2 separate regions of the Homo sapiens genome follow, and region 2 is linked to region 1. A link is a loop called in an ENCODE intact Hi-C map of the cell type or tissue named here. Cell type or tissue: endothelial cell of umbilical vein. All regions are shown on one strand. Each heading gives the region's core, and the rest is flanking DNA. Links, peaks and the distances in the headings are about the cores only.

Region 1 (12,580 bases), core at 2,521-10,520:
TGCTGACTCCTGCCCCAAGAGCTGCAGGCCTGGTAGATATTAAGTTAATATGCAAGTTAACAGAGAGGACAATTTTACCAAATATTTTGCCCATGGAATAAGAGGAATCTCCAGCTTCCCATCCTGCCCTATCTGAGTCTTTGCTTTCTCTGGTGCCAAAACATTAAGCCAATTCTCATATATGCACATTTTCCAAACAGTTGTTTTCTACTTCAAGATAATAATTTTTTAATTAAAGAGTTAGAATAGGCCAGGTGTGGTGGCTCATGCCTGTAATCCCAGGACTTTGGGAGGCCGAGGCAGGTGGATTGCCTGAGCTCAGGAGTTCAAGACCAGCCTGGGCAACACGGTGAAACCCCATCTCTACTAAAATACTAACAATTAGCTGGGCGTGGCAGTGCTAGTCCCAGCTACTTGGGAGGCTGAGGCAGGAGAATTGCTTGAACCCAGGAAGTGGAGGTTGCATTGAGCCAAGATCGCACCACTGCATTCCAGCCTGGGTGACACAGCAAGACTTTGTCTCCAAAAAAAAAAAAAAAAAAAAAAAAGAAGAGTTAGATTAGCTTAACTGCTTTTTCTTTTATCTCTAAAAAGGCTTCAAGATGTGTAATGGCTCTAACATAATAGAAATGTAGCTCTCCCTCTCCCTCTCCCTCTCCCTCTTTCCACGGTCTCCCTCTGATGCCGAGCCGAAGCTGGACTGTACTGCTGCCATCTCGGCTCACTGCAACCTCCCTGCCTGATTCTCCTGCCTCAGCCTGCCGAGTGCCTGCGATTGCAGGCGCGCGCCGCCACGCCTGACTGCTTTTCGTGTTTTTTGGGTGGAGACGGGGTTTCGCTGTGTTGGCCGGGCTGGTCTCCAGCTCCTAACCGCGAGTGATCCGCCAGCCTCGGCCTCCCAAGGTGCTGGGATTGCAGACGGAGTCTCCTTCACTCAGTGCTCAATGGTGCCCAGGCTGGAGTGCAGTGACGTGACCTCGGCTCGCTACAACCTCCACCTCCCAGCCGCCTGCCTTGGCCTCCCAAAGTGCCGAGATTGCAGCCTCTGCCCGGCCGCCACCCCATCTGGGAAGTGAGGAGCGTCTCTGCCTGGCCGCCCATCATCTGGGATGTGAGGAGCCCCTCTGCCTGGCTGCCCAGTCTGGAAAGTGAGGAGCGTCTCTGCCCGGCCGCCATCCCATCTAGGAAGTGAGGAGCGCCTCTTCCCGGCAGCCATCCCATCTGGGAAGTGAGGAGCGTCTCTGCCTGGCCGCCATCCCATCTAGGAAGTGAGGAGCGCCTCTTCCCGGCAGCCATCCCATCTGGGAAGTGAGGAGCGTCTCTGCCTGGCCGCCATCCCATCTGGGGAGTGAGGAGCGTCTCTGCCCGGCCGCCCATCATCTGAGATGTGGGGAGCGCCTCTGCCCTGTCGCCCCGTCCGGGATGTGAGGAGCGTCTCTCCCCGGCCGCCCCGTCTGAGAAGTGAGGAGACCCTCTGCCTGGCAACCGCCCTGTCTGAGAAGTGAGGAGCCCCTCCGCCCAGCAGCCGCCCCGTCTGAGAAGTGAGGAGCCCCTCCGCCCGGCAGCCACCCTGTCTGGGAAGTGAGGAGCGTCTCCGCCCGGCAGCCGCCCCGTCCGGGAGGGAGATGGGGGGGTCAGCCCCCCGCCTGGCCAGCCGCCCCGTCCGGGAGATGAGGGGCGCCTCTGCCTGGCCGCCCCTACTGGGAAGTGAGGAGCCCCTCTGCCCGGCCAGCCGCCCCGTCCGGGAGGGAGGTGTGGGGGTCAGTCCCCCGCCCGGCCAGCCACCCTGTCCGGGAGGTGAGGGGTGCCTCTGCCCGGCCACCCCTCCTGGGAAGTGAGGAGCCCCTCTGCCTGGCCAGCCGCCCCGTCTGGGAGGGAGGTGGGGGGGTCAGCCCCCCGCCTGGCCAGCCGCCCCGTCCGGGAGGTGAGGGGCGTCTCTGCCCGGCTGCCCCTACTGGGAAGTGAGGAGCCCCTCTGCCCGGCCACCACCCCGTCTGGGAGGTGTACCCAACAGCTCATTGAGAACGGGCCATGATGACAATGGCGGTTTTGTGGAATAGAAAGGGGGGAAAGGTGGGGAAAAGATTGAGAAATCGGATGGTTGCCGTGTCTGTGTAGAAAGAGGTAGACATGGGAGACTTTTCATTTTGTTCTGTACTAAGAAAAATTCTTCTGCCTTGGGATCCTGTTGATCTGTGACCTTACCCCCAACCCTGTGCTCTCTGAAACATGTGCTGTGTCCACTCAGGGTTAAATGGATTAAGGGCGGTGCAAGATGTGCTTTGTTAAACAGAGGCTTGAAGGCAGCATGCTCGTTAAGAGTCATCACCACTCCCTCATCTCAAGTACCCAGGGACACAAACACTGTGGAAGGCGGCAGGGTCCTCTGCCTAGGAAAACCAGAGACCTTTGTTCACTTGTTTATCTGCTGACCTTCCCTCCACTATTGTCCTGTGACCCTGCCAAATCCCCCTCTGCGAGAAACACCCAAGAATGATCAATAAAAAAAAATAATAATAAAATAAAAAATAAAAAAAATAAAAAAAGAAAATTAACTTTGGTACCAGGTACAAACCAGTCTGGGAGCAGATCAGCAAAGAAACTCTTGAAATAAACGGTTAAGATAAAAAGGAGTAACAAAGGTGTAATACCAACGCATCGGCAGTGGCGCTGACCTTAGGAGGCTTCCGACAGTCAATCACAATACTTCAGGACCTATCAGAGGTAGGATCTAAGCCTCCCAGAGTCCCCGCATGCCCTTGTCAGCTTCCCTGCTCCTCTCCTGATGCTTCCTGGGATCACTTCCCAAATAAATTACTTGCACTTAAAAAAAAAAAAAAAAAAAAAAGAAATGTATGTGTATAATAGTTAAGGCAGGTGTTCCTGATCAGTGACTGGCTTTTTTCCACAAAAGACATTCAGGGACCTACTTCCTTGCCCTCTTGGGGCTTCGCCATCCCCTCATAGCTACTTCTTGAAAGCTTTGGCATAAATGGCACACATTACTTCTCACTTTCCATGGAGGAGAATGTTGATATATAGCCACATGGAACTGCAACAGAGGCTGAGAAATCAGTCTAACCACATATGCTACAAGCATGTTCCTATGCAAAGAAAGAACAGCTTCAGATGGATAATTAGTGTTGTCTAATGCTTACAGAGTCACAAATATCCCAGTACCTAACATAGTGCCAGGTATGGAGTGAATTGTTAAGTATTTATGGAGGAAGGAAGGGAGAGAGGGAGGCACACCAGTCCGGGTGTATGGCCTAACCATTGACAGGCAGATGGGACTGTCTGTGAAGGATCATGCAACCCCATCTTGCCATCTGAGGTTTAATCTTTGCAGTACTAAGTAATTGTTTGTGTCCCTTGGATTCTGTAAATGTTGTACTACAACTGTACACATGTCCTCTTTGACTTTTATAGGCCTGGGGGAAGAAAATTAAACATTCTTCATTTTACTTAGGTAATTAATTCATTCCTTTTGTCACTTATATGTAAGTCAATGGGAAGGAGGAAACAATATAAGAGTAACTGGAACACAACCTTCCTAAGCATATAGGCTCAGAGTTGTCAGAATCATCTCACAGAACAGTGAGAGAACATGCTCATGTTTCTCTGAGCTCTCTTCTGCCTTTAAGGTGTATCTTAAACGGACTTTATAAAGGTCATCTTCATTACAGGACTTTGAAGCAATTCCGAATGGCACTCTCTAGGTGCTGCCTGTGTCTGGCTGAGGAGGAAGACTGTGCAGTTACCTCCCTGGCTGCACATATGGCGCCTCTCTGTTCAGTCACCTCTCACCACCCTCTGCTGTTTTGGTGACCGTGTGGGGAAATTCCATGTTGGAATCTGAAGAAATCCACTTTACCATTGAGGACAGTGCTAAGGGCCCAGTGGCTGAGGGGGAAATCCTTGGGACAATGTTGAACACAGTTAATGCAGGGAGGGAAGAGAAGCCTGGCACTCATGGCTACCACTCTGCCTTACTCAGAAGGTGAAGAAGAGAGGATGAGTAGAGAGGTCTACTGGTGGAACAGAAATGATGGGGAATGGACTGGTATCTGCTTTAGGGCCCTGTGGAGCTGCAAGGCTGGTTCACGCTTGCCCCAATGTACCTACCAGACTGAGGGTCTGAACTGCCATCTTAACCTGACTCTTTCTCTTGGAGGGACTTCCAGTGGTGGGTGTGTACAGTCTGCTAGACACAGTGCCTAACCAACCATGAAAGATGGCTTGGCTGGGATTCCCAGCAGTGGACTGGGGTGACTTCCTAAAACAGAACACAGGCTCCACCTCTAAGCAGGGTGTGGGAGTCTAGACAGGAAGGGAAAATAAAAATTAAAAAAAAAAGATTTCTCAATTATATCATATCTGGCCCAAATGACATAAAACCAGTCTAATTACTTGAGATACATGGTCTAGGAAAGAATTTAATATTTATCAGTCTAGTACTACAAGAGAAAATTTATTTTTGAGCATTTGATACTTTGACATTTCTGGATTGAGTCGAAACAATAGGCCACAGGCTCCTTTTTCTTCCATTCCATGTCATTCCATTTCATTCCGCTATATCTTTTTTCCTTTCATAATATTAGCGCATACTTAATGTTTCATAGTGTGCTTGTGTTTTTCTGCTTCAAGTGGAATATTGCTTAAGTTGTAATCACTACAGCAAGCACTGAAAAAAAACTATACAGGGATATAGTAAGAAAACAAATACATTAAATAGAATAATAAAAAAATGCTTAACCCAAAAGAAGGCAGGGAAAAGGAAAGTAATTCCAGTTAATACTAATTAAAAGCAGAGATGGTCAAATAGATTTTTAAAAAGGATCCAACTTAGAAACAAACAAAACAAATAAGATGGTAGAACTAAATCCAAACTGATCAATAATTATATTAAATGTAAATGGTCTAAACACACCAACTATATGCTGTCTACAAGAAATTTCACTTCAATCATAGTTATACAGGTAGAGGACAGGAAAAGATTGCACTGTGTCAATTTTTTTTTTTTTTATGCTGTGTAACCGATTACTACAAGTAGTGGTTTAAATGCTATGTAACAGGTTACTACAGATAGTGGCTTAAATGCTGCGTAACAGATTACTACAAGTAGTGGTTTAAATGCTAAGTAACAGATTACTACAGGTAGAGGCTTAAATGCTATGTAACAGATTCCTGTAAGTAGTGGTTTAAATGCTATGCTACAGATTACTACAGGTAGTGGCTTAAATGCTGTGTAACAGATTACTACAAGTAGTGGCTTAAAACAACACATATTTATTATCTCAGGGGTCAGAAGCCTGGGTATGGCTTAGTTGGTTACTTTACTTCAGGGCCTCACCAAGTTTTAACCCTCAGGGTCTTGGATGAAGCTGTGGCCTCATCAGAAGCTTGGGGGTGGATGATGGTGGGGGGAAGTGCAGAATCTGATTCCAAACTTCCTCAGGTTGTTGGCAGAATTTATTTCCTTGTGGCTGCAGGACTGAAGCATAAGTTTCTTATTCACATACATTTGTCAATGTAGATGAAACAGACTAGGTCCTCAGAAAACCAGAAGTTACCAAAACTAACCCAAGACAAAATAGATAATCTGAATGATCTTATAATTATCAAAAGTAATTGAATCCATAATAAAAAATCTTTAAAAACTAGAGTTTCAGTAAGTCTATCAAATATTTAAAAAAGAAATCAATCCTCAACAATTTCTTTCAGGAAATAGAAGAGAAAGAAATACTTCCCAACTCATTTTATGAGGCTAGCATTACACTGAAAGCAAAACTAGACGAAGGCAGTAACAAGACAAGGAAACTGCAGGTCAATATCCTCATGACCATAGACACAAAACCCCCCAACAAATTATTAGCACAACAATCCAGCAATATAAAAAAAGAATACTACGCCACAACCAAGTGGAGTTTATCCTGAGAATGCAAAAATAGTTCAGTCTGTGAAAATCAATCAATGCAAGTCACCCTATTAATAGTCAAAAGAAAAAGCACATGATTATATCAATTGATGCAGAGAAAGCATTTAAAAAATTCAACATTCACTCATGAAAAAAAAACAGCGAACTAGGAATAGAAGGGAAATTATTATTATTTAATTATTTTTGAGACAGGGTCTTGCTCTGTTGCCCAGGCTAGAGTGCAGTGGCATAAACATGGCTCACTGCAGTCTTGACCTCCTGGGCTCAACCAATCCTTTTACCTCCACCTCCCAAGTAGCTGGAACCATAGGTGTATGCCACAATGCCCAGCAACTAATTTTTTAAGAAATTTTTTATAGAGATGAGGCCTTGCCATGTTGACCAGGGAGGTCTTGCACTCCTGGGCTCAAGCAAGTTTCCTGCCTCAGCCTCCCAAAGTGCTGGGATTACAGGCATGAGCCATTGTGCCTAGCTGTGGCTCATGCCTGTAATCTGTAATTCTTAAACCTGATAAAGGATACCTACAAAAAGCCTTGAATGTGGCAAAAACAACAAAGAGTTCTCAAATGCTGGGCAACACTGCACAGTACAATTGCTTTCCTTGTCCTAGTGTAGTGCAGCAATAAAATCCCAAGGCATCACCCTTTCCAAAATTGCGCTTATTGTTCCTGATAGTCTAGTGACCAGCAGTTGGCGAGAACATGAGTGCAACAAAAGTGAGCTCTGGATCTTTATTATGTAGCACTGGGATCGGGACTGCACACTCTGTGTCTTACTGTGACTACATCGTGCAGAAATGGGGTGGTGAAAAGAACATTAAGTTGGTGGAGAGGCACTTTGCTGAACAAGGATATAGGCGCTGATAACAAGGCTGTGCATCAGGAAGCTGGCAGTTAATCCGATCTTGGGCGCCTCCTGGGAACCAGAGCCAGCAATCAGCATCACGCAGAAAAACAGCAGGGATCTGGAAATGAGATTTCTGAAAGTCAGGAAGTTGGCAGTTGAGTCAGAGCTGCAGAACCAGCTGGAATAAGAACCTTTAGCTATCAGTACCAAGTAACAAAGCAGCAAGGAAGAGCTCACTAAAGGGACCATGGAGAGTTTTTTTCATTGTTTTTTTTTTTTAAATGAAGGGACTCAGAAATAAAAAACTTTGCTTAATTATTGTTACAGCCAGCCAGAGATTCGAAACAGCAGAGTCATAAAGAGAAATGTCTCATGAAGGTTATTCTCTCATGCAGACAAGTGCACTTGAATTTGTAGTCAGACACTTCTGCTTTTGAGCTTGTTTCTGTCAACCAGACTTTCCACACTTTCTTCTTAATGACTGGAACTTCTGACTTTCCCAAGCTTTTCCATGAGAAGTTGGGTCTCTCAGTCAGTTCAAGCAGAAAAAAAAAAGAAAAGTTTAACAATGAGGCAAAGTTGGAAGTATAATTTCAGGCGTTCTAATCTTCAGCACACACTTAAATTCCTGTCCTCCTCTGGAATTGCTAACAGAATGCGTCAGTTTAATTGCTCAAAGAATGTGTCAGTTAAAGCTTAGCTTAACTATAGTTCTGAAGTTGAGCTGCTCTGGTTCTCAAGATGCCCTAAGCAAAGAAAAGTACAGAATTTTGCAGAGGCAAAGAAGTGGTACGGAAAAGTCTCAGAAACAAGCCAGCTCTTCCTGGAAAGAAAAATCACTGGGTCTCTCGGTGGCCAACAGCAGAACTCCAGCTTTTTATTTGAGACTCACAGCCTTCAAAGCAGCACGTGTGATAGAGAGCACCCATTATGGACATCCGACGACCTGGGTTCAGACCCACATTTGCCCCTCTGAGATAGTGGTGATGGTGGACTCTTGATTCAGGCAGTCTGGATTCAAGGGGCAAGTCTGATATTTTCTTATTGTTGACCATGAGCAACTTAGTTCACCTCTTTGTGCATCAGTTTCCTTATCTATAAAACGAGATGATAAGCATATCTACCTTATAGAGTTGTTGTGAAGATTAAATGAATTCCTACTGCATGTGTAAAACGTCTGGAACCATACCTAGCTCATTGTAAGTGCTATATAAACGTTTGCTGTTATTATATACTAACTAGGTACTAGGATAATTTACCTGTCTGGTTTCAGCTTCCTTAGCTGTAAAGCTAGAGTGCTGGTTCTCAAAATGTGGTCTGGAGACCTCTAGCATCAAAATAACCTAGAGTATCAGTTTAAATAAAATCTCTTAGAGCATGGCCTGGAAAGGAGCTTATAAAAATGCTTTCAAAGTCATTCTTATGCATGTTTATCTAATCATAGGAGAACCCACATAATTAAATGAGCGTTGAGTTCATTCTAACTGTTGGCATTGAGTTGCTTTGGGAAGAAGAGAGAAATTATGCCCTGAGAGGCACAAGCACTGACCCTCTGACAAGAGAATGGAAAGCCGAGCCTGAGCTGTAGACAGGCAGTGCCCATCTCAGCAGTGAGTGGGAATCATGGCCTGGAGATGGGTGAGTCGCCTTTTTCATAAATGTCCATGGACTGCTCATGGAATGACCTGATAAAATTCTCCTTCCCAGTTGTATGGACTGAGAGTGAGCCCTTGAATCTTTGTGGCAATAAACAAAAAAAGTAACTTGTTGGAAGTTGGAACTAACTTCTCTGTCTTCTGTGCTCCCATTCACATTATTTCTATCCTATTATAATTCACATCCTACTGTATCACAGTGAAGTACTATGTGTATCTCCTCCTGAAACTATGAGCTTCTTAAATATAGAGGGAATACCTATATTCCCTCATCATTGGATTCCTCTCTTCCTCCTCCTTTGCCCTAACATTTAGCACAGTGATTTGCATGTGGTCGTTCTTTAGTAAGTGTTTGTTGAATGAATCAGCAGAAGACCCTGTTTGAACTGAGTCACTGGGATGGTGTTTACAAGTCTGTGATCCCAGGCAATGTACACTGTAATCGATGAGACCCACAGAAACAAAGGCAGTGGAAAAATCCTGCCTCCATCACAAAGGCCTTTGCAGTATTAATACAGTGGAAGATATAAATCTTAATTAGTAGCAGGAAAAAGTGATGATGTATCAAGGTTCTCAAAATGTCAGCTGGTGGCTGCTCAATCCATTCATTTATAGCTGCTAACCATAGCACTGTGATACTGAAACCAATACTGCTAATTAAAGGTGTAATGACAATCAGCCAGCTCACTGTTAATTGATTCTTAATACTTCAATTACTTGTTTTTATGCCAGTCGAATTTAATCAAAGGAGGTCAGAGAGTCATACAAGGCTTATAATTTTTAAATGATTTGCATACATTAACTTTTATGGGCATCATTTTCAAAAGTCAAGTGAAAAGATACCTATATTCATATATACTTTACTTGCTCATTAAAACTTTTGGAAAATAAAGTTAATCCATGATGACAAATAGATATAAATATTTCAACAACAAGGGGGAAATTTTGTTACACCTTAGACTTTGGTTCTATATTCTGTTTCTTTATCCTCTGCTGGAAAATAACCCCTGGATTTTTAATAACTTAAGGAAAACTTTCACTTGGGGCCCATTCTCCATCATCTTATTTTTCGCTTCTTGTTGTTGACAAGTTTTGAGGGGAAAGTGGTTTACAGATCCTCTGTAACCCTTACAATGTGGCTTCTGCCTCCTTTGCATATTTGAAAGCCACCATTAGCCTTTACCAGCTTAACTCAAATGGCCTTTTCACGGTCCTCGGTTGTCTTGTAGACTTTAATACTATCGACCACTCTTTCTTTGAAACTCTGCCTTCCTTGGCTAGGATCTCCACTAACCACTCCATCAGAAATATTTTCCAGAAGGAATTAAAATAGCCTGCAAGATAGGCAGGGAATATAAGCATGGAGGCTTACTGGGCTGCAGGAGGCAAGGAAACCCTGGGACAAGAAGTGGTGGCTCCTTCTCAGGAAAAGCTCAATGACCAGCAGGTCAGAACACCCAGACCAAGAGGGATTGGAAAATTCTACTCCAATTCTAGGCCTGTGTTCGTATTGAAGGGGGCAGGCTGGGAGCACATCTCTGGGAGGGTGGGATGCAGATTTTAGGTGCAGAACAATGCTGTGTTGAGTCAAGTCCTTTAAAGAGAGGACCACCAGGGATCCGGTCCACCCTTGGAAATAGGATTGGCAGGAGAGAGAGAAAGCAGACCCCAGGTGGCTGTCTGGGGCACAGGTCTGGGCTTTTCCTGGGTGGTGGAGGTGAGACAGCTCCTCATCTGGAGTTGACTGGAGATTCCCCATGTGGTGTAGATGATATGCACAAAGCCACTTTGCCAAACTCCTCTTTTGACATTTGGGTGTTTTAAAAAAAAAACCACTGTTTGCCAGCTTATACCCACAGTTTGCAGACGGCATCCATGACTACGAGAGGCTGGGGAGGGAAAGAAACTCCCATAATCCCTCTCGGTCTCTTTTCCCATTCAGTCTCCATCCATCTTCCCCAACCCTGATAGTCTCTGGCGATCTCTTGGTGATCTCACCTCTCATAACACCAGCTGGGGAGGCAATGAGCTGTGAGGATTGAGGCCTTCAGAGTTAGGCAGACCCAGGCTGGAAAAGCTGCCTCTTACTCATCCTTCCTAAGCCAGTTTTCTCATCTTTAAATGGCCTTGTTGGGTTGTTGTGAGAATTATATAAAATAAAGCATGCGAAGAGCCCAGCACAGTGGCAGTCACATTGCTGTTTTCCTGATTATTTCAAGCTCTGCCTTCTCTCCATCCCCAAATCCAAATTGTCTAGCCATGAACTCATGTCCAGGCTCTGGGTTCCACACCTCCAGTGGCTTAAAGACATTGAATGGAAGGCTTTCTCCTGTCAGACACTGTGCCAGACTCTTGATTTACATCACCTCAGCTATTGGAATTGTTCCCATTAGAGATGGAGAAGAGGCACAGAGAGATTGTGAAACTTTCCCAAAGCCACACAGCCAGATTCAAACTGAGATTTGTCTGACTTCAAGGAGCTCATACTTTTTGGGTCAAAATTTGGACTCATTATCCCTGAGTAGACCTGCTCCTCACCAGGGGAAGCATAAAAATTAAAAATTCCAAGTCCCTTTGAATTTTCCTTTCTTATCACCCCTAGCCCCACTCCCTATCCCCTCTCCCTTGCTGTCCTCCCCCACTCATATCTAACCAGTCATTATATTATCTATTCCTATTCCTTATTCCTCCAGTGTCCTTCTCCCCTCCTTCCACCATCACCCTGACTCAGTTCTCAAGCCCTGGGTGGGGACTCCTGACCTGCTTCCAGGAGGCACATTCTGCCCTGGTCTTCTTTGTAGGGTATAACATGGTGCTGAGCAGGACAGACCTGGGAGCCTGACTGCTGGCTGCAAATACTGGTTCCATCCCTTATTAATGGTGTGGCCATAGGCAAGTTACTGTAACCACTCTGTGCATTAGCTTCCTAATACCTACCTCAAAGGGGTGTCATGAAGATGAATTGAGTTAATCTTTAAAAAGCACTTGGAACTGCATCTGGAACACAGTAAGCAGTATATACAAATAAACCAATTGCAACCAGACCCCTGGTCCCAAAATGACAATTTTATTTGAGATTCTCTTAAGAAACTTCTAAACCCCAAAGAACTGAAGTCCAGGGTTGTGCCAAAACATCCACCCAGGCTGATCCCACTGCCTCCTGGAGAGCCCCTATGCTGGTTCTCTTGTTTGCTTTCTAGATTCTTGATTTAAGCCTCACATTCCTGCTTCTCAGCTGTGCAGCCCTCTCCTGTGACTCTCAGTCAGCTTGCAGGACCCCTTCAGGACTTCCTCCTCCAGGCAGTCTCCCCAGCCCACAGTGATGACCCCTGCTTGAGACTGGGAGTTTCTTGCACTTATTATTTTGTACTTAATTGCAACCTGCCACGTGATATTTGTTATATCGCTTTTTTTTTTTTTTTTGACATGGAGTTTTGCTCTTGTTGCCCAGGCTGGAGTGCAATGATGTGATCTTGGTTCACTGCAACCTCCGCCTCCTGGGTTCAAGTGATTCTCCTGCCTCAGCCTCCCAAGTAGCTGGGACTACAGGCATGCGTCAGCCTGCTCAGCTAATTTTGTATTTTTAGTAGAGATGGGGTTTCACCATGTTGGTCAGGCTGGTCTCCAACTCCTGACCTCAGGTGATCCACCCACCTCGGCCTCCCAAAGTGCTGGGATTACAGGTGTGAGCCACAGTGCCTGGCCCATAATGCATTCTTATACATTTTTATTTAACTTGTAACAATACTTATGCTTTGTCTACACAACTTAATTATAAGCTTCATGCCAGTAGAGACTTTTCCTTTTGCCTCTTTGTTTTCTCCACCGTGTCTAGGATAATATTTTGCACATGAGATACGTTCCCTAAACATTTGCCAATTGAATCATAAACCACTTTAAAACAAAAATAGCTGACATGAGGCTAAATATAACAAAATTAAGTGTTACTTGGTTTCTTAGTTTCATTTTGCAAATTTTTGTTTCATTTTGAAAGTTTGGAAGTCTTTAATTAGAAATGCATTTATCCTACATGGTACTTTGAAACCAAAGATGTTAGAGTGACACCACTTTATTGTTTTCTTGAAGTGTTAAGTGATGTGTAAATAGAATATTGTTTGACTAATTTTTTTTTACATTTGTA
Region 2 (12,580 bases), core at 2,795-10,794, 220 kb before region 1:
ATGGTCTGCAAATCAAAGGACAAGCCATGACGTATGTCCAGTCTCATTTCTGTAATTCCATGATTGATCCTGACATTTACCTGTTACAGGTAAGCCAGCTAGATAATGCAGATATACTTTAGAAGTGTCTCATTTGTACCCAAGGGATTTTAATTTATAGAGGTGACTGCGTGATGACATGGAGAGGCCAATGCCATTGAAAGAATAATTTTTTACTTACATTTCCCAGGAGAAGAGGCATACCACCCAACACAAGGCTACAAGGAAAGCACCAGATTTTGGTCAAGAGGCAGAAAGGAGTGAGGGGAGAGCCTAGGCCAGAGCCTTTATTGGGGTTTCTGCAGGAAAGGCAAGGAAAGGCAAGGCAGGATTGGCTAATTTGAATAATTCCAGCAGGCTTTGAGGCATAGGGGCTGTATCTGGCTCTGCGGTACCTGGCCCTGGGTTGATTTAGGGGAGGGGAAATACTGGGTTGATGTGTGAGAGTTAGATAAAGACAGTGGTTGGCTTGCATGACAGGCATTTTCCCAAGTAAGTTGTTTAGTATGTTCAGGAATTAACTGGCTCTGGGAGGGACTATCTGTCTTCAGGTCTGTAATGCCCCTCAAGATGTCAAAACATCATAATATACAGAAAATAAAAATCATAGCCAGGCGTGGTGGCTCATGCCTGTTATCCCAGCACTCTGGGAGGCCAAGGCAGGCAGATCACTTGAGGCCAGGAGTTTGAGACCAGCCTGGCCAACACGTCGAAACCCTGTCTCTACTAAAAATACAAAAATTAGGCAGGTGTGGTGGCACACACCTGTAAATCCCAGCTACTCGGGAGACTGGGGGATGAGAATTGCTTGAGCCTGGGAGGCAGAGGTGGAGGTTGCAGTGAGCTGAGGTTGCACCAGCTTGGGTGAGAGTGAGACTCTGTCTCAAAAACAAAAAACAAAAAACAAAAAACAAAAAAAAGTATAGAAAAACATGATTAATAGAAGAAGGAAAACTGAATATTGAGAAATAAAGCATTTTGTTTTCTTTTAAAGGTTTGTGCTTCTAGACTTGACCCAGATTATTTTATTTCATCCGTCTTTGAAAGGTAGGCATAATTTTATTAAGACAGGTATTAGGAAGTGTCCAGTTAATTTTGTTTTAATTTATAAAAATATGTTTCAAATATTTCTTCTTGTAGATTTAAGGTAGTGGATTTGTTGACAATGGCATCACAACATCAAAATACAGTACTTGATGCAGAGCATGAGAGGTCGATGTTAGAAGGCGCTCTTACATTTCTTGTGATTCTTTTGAGTCTTCGTTTACATTTAGGTAAAACTCACTGATACTAATACTTATGCATTAACTGTTTTCCTCCCTTTCTCCCCCTCCCTGTGGTAGTAACTGGCTTAGGGAAAAAAGGAAAGGATGTAGATAAATGTAAACAATGTTTCAAACTCTTGATATGTTGTACTGTAGGTATACCTTTTAGAATATCCTTTGCTTAAGGGAACTGCAAACAGCAGTTAAACTGCAGTTATGTTTGGAGCATAGCTTCTTTACTCTTTAATTTGAAGCATCTTATATTTGGTAAAACAGCTTAGTAAAAAGTGTGGTAAGTTTTTTTCTTTATAATTTATGTATACTCAGATTTGTTAATTCCGTTTTTAATAATTTTAGGAATGTCTGATGATGAGATTCTCAGGGCCGAGATGGTAGCCCAGCTGTGTATGAATGACAGGACACACAGTTCATTGCTGGACCTCATATCCTTTTAAAATTTTACTTTCTGTTAGTTGCAGGATCTAAAATAAGTATTTTTTATGATTAATAGTTTATCAATTTTTTGATTAATTTTTTTTCAAAGTTGAAAAATAATATAGAAAAAGAAGAACACCAGTTGTGTGCTCAAGTATGTATTCAAGCCTGGTGACTGTTTTTTTTTTTTTTTAACCTCCTGTTATTACCTCTTGGGGAACTCTTCTTAGACTTTAGGGTAGATTTCAGGACTGAATGATGGCTTTGGCCACCCCAGCATTTAACCTCCTAGTGGACAGCATTACTGAACGTTTTATAAAAGGCAGCTAGGTCCATTTTGTCTGTGTAGCCAGGATGCAATTCATGGTTAACAGTTAAAGGTATACCTTACGATTATTATTACCAGGATTTTAAACATTTTGAGGGTTTTTCTGTAGAATTTGGTCTTAAAGGATTTTTGAATTTATAGATTTTTGTGTACAAACAGGGAACCTGTGGTTCTTTGTATAGGACTGAACATACAATGAGAATCTGATTATCTTTTTAAGTTAATGTTAATAAAATTTTACACAAAGATTATCAAGTAATTTTGTGATAAAAATTCTGGCCGAATTTAGTATTTGTATATCTTATGACTATGTTTGGAAGAATTGGCTAAACTTTTTATTTTGTGAAATAAGTCCTATTAGAATGCCTGTTTGACAACCTTGATTTTTGTAAGCAGCCTCAATTTGATACTGTCTGATGATTTCCTTCAGTCATTATGAACTATGTGTCAGTGCTATTATAGAGTAAAAACGATCTCTGTGTCTTTCAATTTTAAAGATTTATGTGCTTTAATGTGAGGAGAGAATCTTTTTGGTTTGCCTCTTTGCTTATATTTGCTTAGTATTTTTTTCTTTGGGGATGAAATTTTGTGTTTTTGGAAAAACAATCTTTGCTCATAAAAATCTTGGCTAATTTTTCACAAGTTCTTTCTGTTTTTTAAGGAAAAGTTATTTACAAAATGGTAAAAATGAAGACACATTTTTAAAAGTTTTTCTATCGTTTTCTGAAATTTGATAAATTTATTTCGGGGAAAATATACCTGGGAACTACTGCAGCATACAATTTATTAGTAGGCTCCTAGATTAAACATATTTTCAAAAATCACAATTAAAAACAGTTATTATTGATCTGTTGTATTATATAGCCCTCTTGTGGCCAGCTTTGTATATTACAACCAATTACTATTTGTCTACTTCAGCAAAATGAGAAACTAGAGTACCTTGGAAAGGCTATAAATCTGGCTTTTTGTTACTAATATTTTTTTCTTGACATATATATCATATTCCAGAAAATCCTAATCCCAAAAGTGGCATTATTCCAGGCAGTTACAGCTTTGAATCAGTTTTATCAGCTGTAGCTGATTTTAAGGCTCCTGTTTTTGAACCTGGAGGTTCTATGCAACAAGGCATGTATACTCCCAAAGGTATGTTTATATACATAAATGGACTCTTTCAAATATCAGTTCTTGAATGGTGAATTCTTCTGTGTATTAAAAGAAAATGTTTACCTTTTATTCGTTCAAGCTTTGGTTTTCTTTTCTCCATTTTGTTATAAATGTATGTCTTTATTGGTAAACAGTGATACTGCTTTCAATTACTTAGAAATCTATAGCTTTATGTTACACTAAGACTTCTTAGATGACTCTAAACTATAAAGGAAATTTATATTTGAACTCTAATTCATTTTTATAAGTGATCATAACCATAAATGAACCAGAAACTATAAAACAAAATGTATATTAAAAAATATTTTGAATGTATTTACTCTCCAAATTTGATTTTGAAACAGCAAAAGAATCCTCACGACCCAAATTTTAACTTGAAATAGTTCAAATTAAAGTCTGTATAGGCCGGGTGTGGTGGCTTATGCCTGTAATCCCAGCACTTTGGGAGGCCGAGGTGGCTGGATCACCTGAGGTCAGGAGTTCGAGACCATCCTGGCCAACATGATGAAACCCGTCTCTATTAAAAATGCAAAAAAATTAGTCAGGCATGGTGGCAGGTGCCTGTAATCCCAGCTACTCGGGAGGCTGAGGCAGGAGAATCACTTGAACCCAGGAGGTGGAGGTTATAGTGAGACCCTATCGTGGCCACTGCACTCCAGCCTAGGCAACAAGAGTGAAACTCCATCTCAAAAAAAAAAAGTCCACATAGAATGCTGATAGCACTTACTTACATTTTGAACCTATGTTAAATGCACAGAACGTTTTCCTTAAGTGGATGATTGGTTTTGGAAGGTTTCTCCCGCATAGATTCATAGTTGACATCCTTGACAGCAGCCAGAAGTAAGTGAGGTTTTGATTTACACAGTCTTTTTTTGTTTGACTTTCATATTTTCACTTCTCTAAGTGAAAATTTTGAAGGAAGTAGCAGTTACGTGCTTCTTGACTCCCTCAACACGTTGTCTAAATGAAAAACCAATGCCCATTTTGAAGTTGTAAATAATATACACTGTACTGTGTGTGTTTGGCAAAGCAGAACAGAAAAGCCTTATTTGGGATTTTTCAGGGAGTTCACAAGGAGCAAGAAAATCCAGTCTCTGGTTGGAAAGTATTCCATTAAAAGAAAAGCACAGTATTTTTTTAGTGTAGAGGATATTTTGTGTGTAAAATTAGATGAATTTGGGAGTGGAGTGGTGCTGTGGTGTAGTGCAGTGCTTATAAAAGTGTGATGTGACGATTACATCTCTGTCAGACTCACTTGCGCTCCTCATTAAGAATGCAGGCCCCTGTGTCTCACCTCCTATCTGCTATCATCAGAATCTCTGTGGGTGAAATCTGGGAATCTGCTTTTTAAAACAAGCTGTTTAGATGACTGTTCTGAACAATGCTGAGATGGAATACTGGGCATTCGGAGATTAGAGCAAGGAAATTGAGTGTCATATTTAAATACCATATGAATTATATTTGCTAGTTGTGTGGTTTAGGAAATTAGTTGTTTTTTTTTTTGTTATTTTTTTGGAGACAGAGCCTCACTTTGTCGCTCAGGCTGGAGTGCAGTGGCGCCATCATAGCTCACTGCACCCTTGACCTACTGGGCTCAAGTGGTCCTGCCACCTCAGCTTCCCCAGTAGCTGGGACCATAGACACCCACCACCATGCTGGCTAATTTTCATGTGTTTTGTAGAGACAGGGCCTTGCTGTGTTGCCCAGGCTGGTCTCGACTGTTGGGCTTAAGCAATCCTCCTGCCTCAGCCTCCTAAAGTGCTGGGATTGCAGGTGTGAACCGCCATGCCTAGCCAGTTTTTTTATCTTTGGATTTGGCTTCTTATCTGTAAAATAAGTTTTTAAACTTTTAAAAGTGGTTGAAACAAGCCTCTGGTTTCGGGGACTAAGCCTTAAGTGAATTTGTCATATTAATATAAAACCAACAAAAGCTGGCTTACTCCTGTTAAAGTGGGTGTGGGTAGTGAACCTAGCTTCTTCTCTGTCCTGCTATCTACTTGCTCCTAAAGTGGCCCCTGTTATACATCTGTGGTAATTCAGCTCCATGGAACACTGTTTGAAGCCCACTGGACTAATTAATCACTGAAGTTTTCTTCCATTGCTAAGGTTGTGCAATTCTGATAAAAGCTTTGGCATGTTAATTATGCAAAATAATAGACTTTAAAGAGAAGGACGATCAAGGCCGGGCGCAGTGGCTCACGCCTGTAATCCCAGCACTTTGGGAGGCCAAGGTGGGTGGATCACGAGGTCAGGAGATTGAGACCATCCTGGCTAACATGGTGAAACCCTGTCTCTACTAAAAATACAAAAAATTAGCCGGGCTTGGTGGCGGGCACCTGTAGTCCCAGCAACTCAGGAGGCTGAGGCAGGAGAATGGCGTGAACCTGGGAGGCGGAGCTTGCAGTGAGCCGAGATCGCGCCACTGTACTCCAGCCTGGGTGACAGAGCGAGAATCTGTCTTAAAAAAAAAAAAAAAAAAAAAAAGGACGATAAATGATTCTAGAAATACTAATAAAGATCTTTGTGAAGGACTGTCTTCAGAATTTTAAGTCATACTTCTGATACTTTAAGATGAATAGCTTGTTACATGAAACTAGGGACAGTGGTTAACAATGGTTAACAGTGTCTTGTGCTAGAAGGTTGTAATTATAGTGGATGGTTAGGGAGAAGCTTAAGCTTCTTACCATGTTTTCAAATGTTAAGAATTTTGCTAGAGAGAATGAGAGAAAAAAATCTATTAAGGAGATACTCTTAAGGCGGTGGTTTCTAAAATTATTATCTCAGTTTATCCTTTAGATTTTTGCCACATCTAAATAGCCTCTCTACTGAAATATACTTAGTATTTCACTATTTTTTAAAATGAGTTAACTTAAAAAAAACCTTGCCTCTTCCTAAGCGTGATTATTAGTGAGGTGTCATGAATTTTATTTGCAAGTTACAATTTTCTAATATACATTATACACATTAAAAATAATTACATAATTATTAAAATGAAAAGCTTTATATACTTAATACTTAAAATCATCTTGTGAACCATCAGTTGTACACATTCCACACACAAGATAGTGGTTCCTAATTATGCAGAAGGTAAGAAGACAAATTATCAGTTTTAGCAAAGGAGCAGAAAATCTTTTATAAACAAAAAAGACTTATAAAGTGGGTCTCTTCAAAATCAATAGCTCATTAATTTTTTTTTTTTTTTCTTGGAGACTGAGTCTCACTCTGTTGCCCAGGCTGGTGTGCAGTGGCGTGATCTTGGCTCACTGCAACCTTCGCCTCCTGGGTTCAAGTGTTTCTCCTGCCTCAGCCACCCGAGTAGCTGGGATTACAGGTGTGCGCCACCACGCCTGGTTAATTTTTGTATTTTTAGTAGAGACGGGGTTTCACCATGATGGCCAGGCTTGTCTCAAACTACTGACCTCAAGTGATCTGCCCACCTCAGCTGCCCAAAGTGCTGGGATTACAGGCATGAGCCACCGTGTCCAGCCTCATTAATCTTTAAATCTAGTTTTCATGTTTTTACTTTTAAGTACTTTTTTTGTTTAATACTTTTTTTGGGAAATGAGGTCTGTCTTTGTTGCCTGGGCTGGTCTCAAACTCCTGGGTTCAGGTGAGCCTCCTGCCTAAGCCTCCCAAGTAGTTGGGACTAGAGGTGTAAGGCATCATGCCCTGCTTAACTTTAAATACTCTCAGAGATCCTAACCTGCTGTGTTTCTTTCTAATTGGCACCTTACAAACAACAACAACAACAATGAAGTAAACTTTTCTGGTGAGGCATTGTTGTATTACAAAACTTTTGTTCTTTAGTGCTTGCTGAACTCAAGAGAACATTCCTGATGATGAAATTGTGATTTTTGACTTAGAAAAGTAATCATGGCATCAAGCTTCTTAAGGCAAATACTATAATCAGATTAAATTGTTCTGTGTTTTAAATGTAAAATATACTTAACAAATGTAATAAGTCAATAAATATTGATTTTATTTCTGAGAAGTCAATGTTTCTACTTTCTTTTGAATAATAGCTGAAGTCTGGGATCAAGAGTTTGACCCCGTCATGGTCATTCTTCGAACAGTTTACCGTAGAGATGTGCAGTCTGCAATGGACAGATATACTGCATTGTAAGTCCATCAAATTGATTAGCATCATAACAGTATTTTATATTTATATGGAAAAATTTCAGTGATAACACAGATATGATATGCTCTCATTAAAGTATACTTTCATTCTTTAAAGGTGAAAATAATAATTTAAGGTTTAAAAAATAATCTGGTGGAGATTTATGTTAAGATCTTTATCCAAAATTTGATGTTAATCTGATAAATTTAGAACATGATCACTAAATTAAAAAACAGAAACTTATTTAGTTGCTGTTCCATCAGTGGAATTAAAGGCTTGGTTTTGTGTTGTTCTACTTTTGAACCAGTAGGGGAGGCACAAGTTAAGAGAATAGAATTCTCTGACATCAGAGATGGTGACGGGTGTCTGTAATAAGTGAACATATTTCTGTGTTCATGACAACTGGGAAAATAGCCAAAGCAAAATTAATTTTACTTGTAAATATTTAACAAAATAGTTTACGGTATTGATGACTGCAGAAGACAAAAATTTTGAAAGATATCTTTTAAATGCAGAATTCAATTTTGTATGTTATTGTAAATTGTAGACCATTGTAAATGTATTATTTCACCTCTTTTTAAACCTTAATAGTTAATATTATATTGCCAAATATCACAAGATATCATCTTTTACTTGTGCTTTCCTACAGCTAAAGTTAAACATTTAAAAAGCAAGTTTAAATGATGCAAATGTCCTTGATTTTGAGAAAGTATTAGTACTTATCCAGATAACTATCAAAGTGAAACTTCTCTTTTGCCAAGACTTTGCAGTAATAGAAATATCTATCACAGACAAATATCTGAAGAAAATTTTTAATGTGGAATTTTAATTCACTTCCTCCCCCAAACAAAACCAAAACGATCTTTAAATCAATAACAACAACAACAACAACAACAACAACCCAGTTCAGCCATCGGCATCTCTCTCTCCGTTTCTCTAAACCCTTGGAGAAATTAGACTGAGGTTCTCTTTCTCTGGTTTCTTAACTCCCTCTTTTTCTGCTTTTCATATAGTTTTGTAAAAATGTACTTGCTTGTAGTCTTTTACTTAACTCTTAGCTCCTTGAGGGAATATATTTTTATCTCTGTATCTCGTCTACATCTTTAATACTTATCTCAATTCTGGCACTTAGTAGGTATTCATAATATATTTGTTGAATAAATAAATTTGAGTAATTCCTGTTGAAAAATTGAAAAATGAAGAAAATTGGGAAGAAGCATTTGCATGGAAAACCTTATTGAGACTTCATAAACACCAGTCTTAAATGGCTCTGCCTTTTTTTCAGGGTAGTGATGATGGTTAGTTGTTTTGAATGTATAAGAATTAAGTAAATTTTATTCTCTTTTACTTTGTAGTTACTAGAAATTTGTACTGAGATTGGGCTGAAACTTTCAAAGCTTTGAAGGAATCATTAAATAATGTAATCAATTTTAAATGGGAAATTTTATTTAACAGTACATATTTATTGAATGCTCTGCCTCGGCCTCCCAAAGTGTTGGGATTACACACATGAGCCACCGTGCCTGGCCGATTTGTTTGCTATTGATCATTTTCATCTGCTTTTTAATTTTAAGGGACAAAAAGTGGCTTAACTGATTATACTGGGAGGGATCTTTTCTTATTTGTAAGCAGGCCTTTTGGAGGTCATCTTGCAAACTAAAATGAAAAATGGTCAGATAAATTTAAACTTTTGTGTTCTCACAATTTAGCTCTGTGCCAGGCACTTTAAAGGCAATCAGTAAATATTTGTTAAACGAATGAAAAGTAGATTTCTTTCAGTTTTTGTGCTGAGAGTTTAAGTGAAAGTAAGCCGTTTGCTTTATGTGATGCTTAGATGCTTAGAATTTTAGGCTCTTATTGCTGGAAAAGGCCTTTAAGATCTAGTCCAGGTTTTATAAAAGCGTCTTGTGGGCCATCACTGGAAGACAGAGTTGGGCAACAGCAAGAAGAGGCTTAAGCGAGTGAAAGTGGCTCATCCTGCTTCCCTCACTCCCTTCCAAATACCCCTGAGTGGGCATTCAACTCTTAAAAAGAAAACAAAAACAATACAACAACAACAAAGCAAACCAGCAGTTGGAAAACCATCCATTCATTTCAGTGTTATATTTTATATATGAAGACATTGTGGCTCAGAAAAGCTCAGTGAAAATATGTCTGTTTTTTGTTTGTTTGTTTTTGAGACAAGGTCTCACTTTGTCACCCAGGCTGGAGTGCAGTGGCGTGATCATAGCCCACTGCAGCCTCCAACTTCTGGACTCAAGTGATCTTCCCATCTTACCCCCCTGAGTAGCTAGGACTACAGGTGCACACCACCATGCCTGGCTAATTGTTTAAAAGTGTTTTGTAGAGGTGGGTTCTTGCTATATTGCGCAGGCTGGTGTTGAACTCTTAGTCTCAAGTGATCTTCCTGTCTCAGCCGCCCATAGTGCTAGGATTATAGATGTGAGCCATTGTGCCCAGTGAAATATGTCTGACAGTGGCAGTGTTGTTAGAACTATGAGCTAGGCCATTTCCAAAGATAGAAATGATTTCATAAAGCATCTGTTTTAAATTCAACTGTAAAGTACATTTTTTAAAATATGTAATTTCTTATATTTCTGTTGCCTCCTGTCTCCCATCTTGAAGGTTAATGGCTGCTGCCCCATGTTTGAAAGTATGATGTATGAGTTTATATATATCATTTTTGTCTCAAACTAGTCAATAATTACGTGTTGGTTTGAGTCACTTAAATAATTTTTTTCTGTCATGTAGCATTTCATTTGCATTATTCTATTAATGCTTTTGAAAAGAGCAGTCAAAATGATGTATTACTTGGGCCTTCAACAAATATATAACCTTTATTTTGGAACAATTTATTAATCTAGGTGCCACATATTTAGTGGCTACTGCTTAAAGCAAACAAAGAAATGAAGTAAAATTAAAAATTGCTTTTTTTATGCTAAATGAAATAGAATAGTTGAAATATTTCATCATGACTATTGGGATCATTTTGAAAATTACATTTATATGTTGTCACTGTAGTATTATATACAAACCAATTTATTTATTTTTTATTTATTTTTATTTTTTTGAGATGGAGTTTCACTTTTGTTGCCCAGGCTGGAGTACAATGGCATGATCTCGGCTCACCGCAACCTCTGCCTCCCGGATTCAAGCGATACATCCGCCTCAGCCTCCCTAGTAGCTGGGATTACAGGCATGCGCTACCATGCCCGGCTAATTTTGTATTTTCAGTAGAGATGGGGTTTCTCCATGTTGGTCAGTCTGGTCTCGAACTCCCGACCTCAGGTGATCCGCCCACCTTGGCCTCCCAAAGTGCTGGGATTACAGGCGTGAACCACCGTGCCTGGCCCAGAAACCAATTTTTTTAAATGCAAAGTTAATTTTATAGCATCTTCATAATCATAGGTACAGCATATTTCTCTGATATATTAATGATAGTTTTCTTATTTTGAAGATTTTTTTTCTTCATTCTATGTAGTATTTGTTTCCTCTAAGATGCGTTTTCTTTTTATTATTATTATTATTATTATACTTTAAGTTCTAGGGTACATGTGCACAATGTGCAGGTTTCTTACATATGTATACATGTGCCACATTGGTGTGCTGCACCCATTAACTCGTCATTTACATTAGGTATATCTCCTAATGCTATCCCTCCCCACTCCCCCCACCCCACAACAGGGCCCGGTGTGTGATGTTCCCCTTCCTGTGTCCAAGTGTTTTCATTGTTCAATTCCCACCTATGAGTGAGAACATGCGGTGTTTGGTTTTCTGTCCTTGCGACAGTTTGGTCAGAATGATGGTTTCCAGCTTCATCCATGTCCGTACAAAGGACATGAACTCATCCTTTTTTATGGCTGCATAGGATTCCACGGTGTATATGTGCCACATTTTCTTAATCCAGTCTATCATTGTTGGACATTTGGGTTGGTTCCAAGTCTTTGCTATTGTGAATGGTGCTGCAATAAACATACATGTGCATGTGTCTTTATAGCAGCATGATTTATAACCCTTTGGGTATATACCCAGTAATAGGATGGCTGGGTCAAATGGTATTTCTAGTTCTAGATCCTTGAGGAATCACCACACTGACTTCCACAATGGTTGAACTAGTTAGTGTAAAAGTGTTCCTACTTCTCCACATCCTCTCCAGCACCTGTTGTTTCCTGACTTTTTAATGATCGCCATTCTAACTGGTGTGAGATGGTATCTAATTGTGGTTTTGATTTGCATTTCTCTGATGGCCAGTGATGATGAGCATTTTTTCATATGTCTGTTGGCTGCATAAATGTCTTCTTTTGAGAAGTGTCTGTTCGTATCCTTCGCCCACTTTTTGATGGGGTTGTTTGATTTTTCCTTGTAAATTTGTTTAAGTTCTTTGTAGATTCTGGATATTAGCCCTTTGTCAGATGAGTAGATTGCAAAAATTTTCTCCCATTCTGTAAGTTGCCTGTTCACTCTGATGGTAGTTTCTTTTGCAGTGCAGAAACTCTTTAGTTTGATTAGATCCCATTTGTCAATTTTGGCTTTTGTTGCCATTGCTTTTGGTGTTTTAGACATGAAGTTCTTGCCCATGCCTGTGTCCGGAATGGTATTGCCCAGGTTTTCCTCTAGGGTTTTTATGGTTTTAGGTCTGACATTTAAGTCTTTAATCCATCTAAGATGCATTTTCTATTGTTCAGTCTCTAGCTTTCAAGTTAGAGGCATTCCCCAGATGTCTGACAATGTTGACTGCTTGTTATTAAGAGTTCTTGAGTGCATTGGTGGAACTAGTAGATTCTGAATTTTAATATAGGGTGATTTGGGTAGGCAGGTTGGTTGAGAAGCACTTGTGTTAGATCTTTCTTTTTGGCCTGGTCAGATTCCTCAGGGAAGTATCCTCAGATATTGCCCAGAAGGAAATGGTATTGGTGCTATTATTCTGTAAACGGATTGAGAGACAAGGCCTAGGGACTCTGAGTCAAATACTTATATGATGATTTTAATCTCTCATCCTCATATCCTCAATTGTACTTGCTATTTGATCCTCCCCAGAGATGAGTTCTGTAGCCAAAATTCTGTTTCAGTGGTGGAAAGGCAGTTTTCATCCGATCCTCCTTATTTTAGCCCCTTGCCTTCCCACCTCCATTTATAAAGGTATCAGGTGCTGCCAATTTTGTTGCTCATTTTTTAATTGCACTTTTTATTATTGAGTTTTAAGACCTCTTCATATATTCTGAATACTAGACT

The links. Hi-C counts contacts between places; a loop is a spot of excess contacts. Peaks named below come from ENCODE experiments on the same cell type or tissue, not always from the same donor. Only the 100,000 strongest peaks of a DNase experiment are listed, where the experiment ranks them.
Region 2: it touches region 1 in a loop (3-fold over the local background); 3 of 110 quality-filtered maps call a loop at or near these places.

The regions. Positions count from the first base shown.
Region 1 is chr2:170,148,400-170,160,979 of GRCh38, forward strand. No RefSeq gene overlaps it. Among named protein-coding and RNA genes, the nearest start is that of MYO3B, 23 kb to the right of the region's middle. RefSeq lists a silencer at 7,125-7,174. In endothelial cell of umbilical vein, for the core only: no CTCF peak of the experiment used is centred there; DNase peaks (open chromatin) are centred at 6,882 and 8,872; H3K27ac peaks cover 1,302 bases.
Region 2 is chr2:169,925,659-169,938,238 of GRCh38, forward strand. UBR3 (ubiquitin protein ligase E3 component n-recognin 3) reads left to right here. Exons shown (of 39, transcript NM_172070.4): 14 at 1-89; 15 at 1,034-1,086; 16 at 1,180-1,313; 17 at 1,662-1,747; 18 at 3,069-3,210; 19 at 7,254-7,350. Among named protein-coding and RNA genes, the nearest start is that of UBR3, 100 kb to the left of the region's middle. In endothelial cell of umbilical vein, for the core only: CTCF peaks have their summits at 2,961 (motif pointing left) and 7,658; DNase peaks (open chromatin) are centred at 2,953 and 7,633.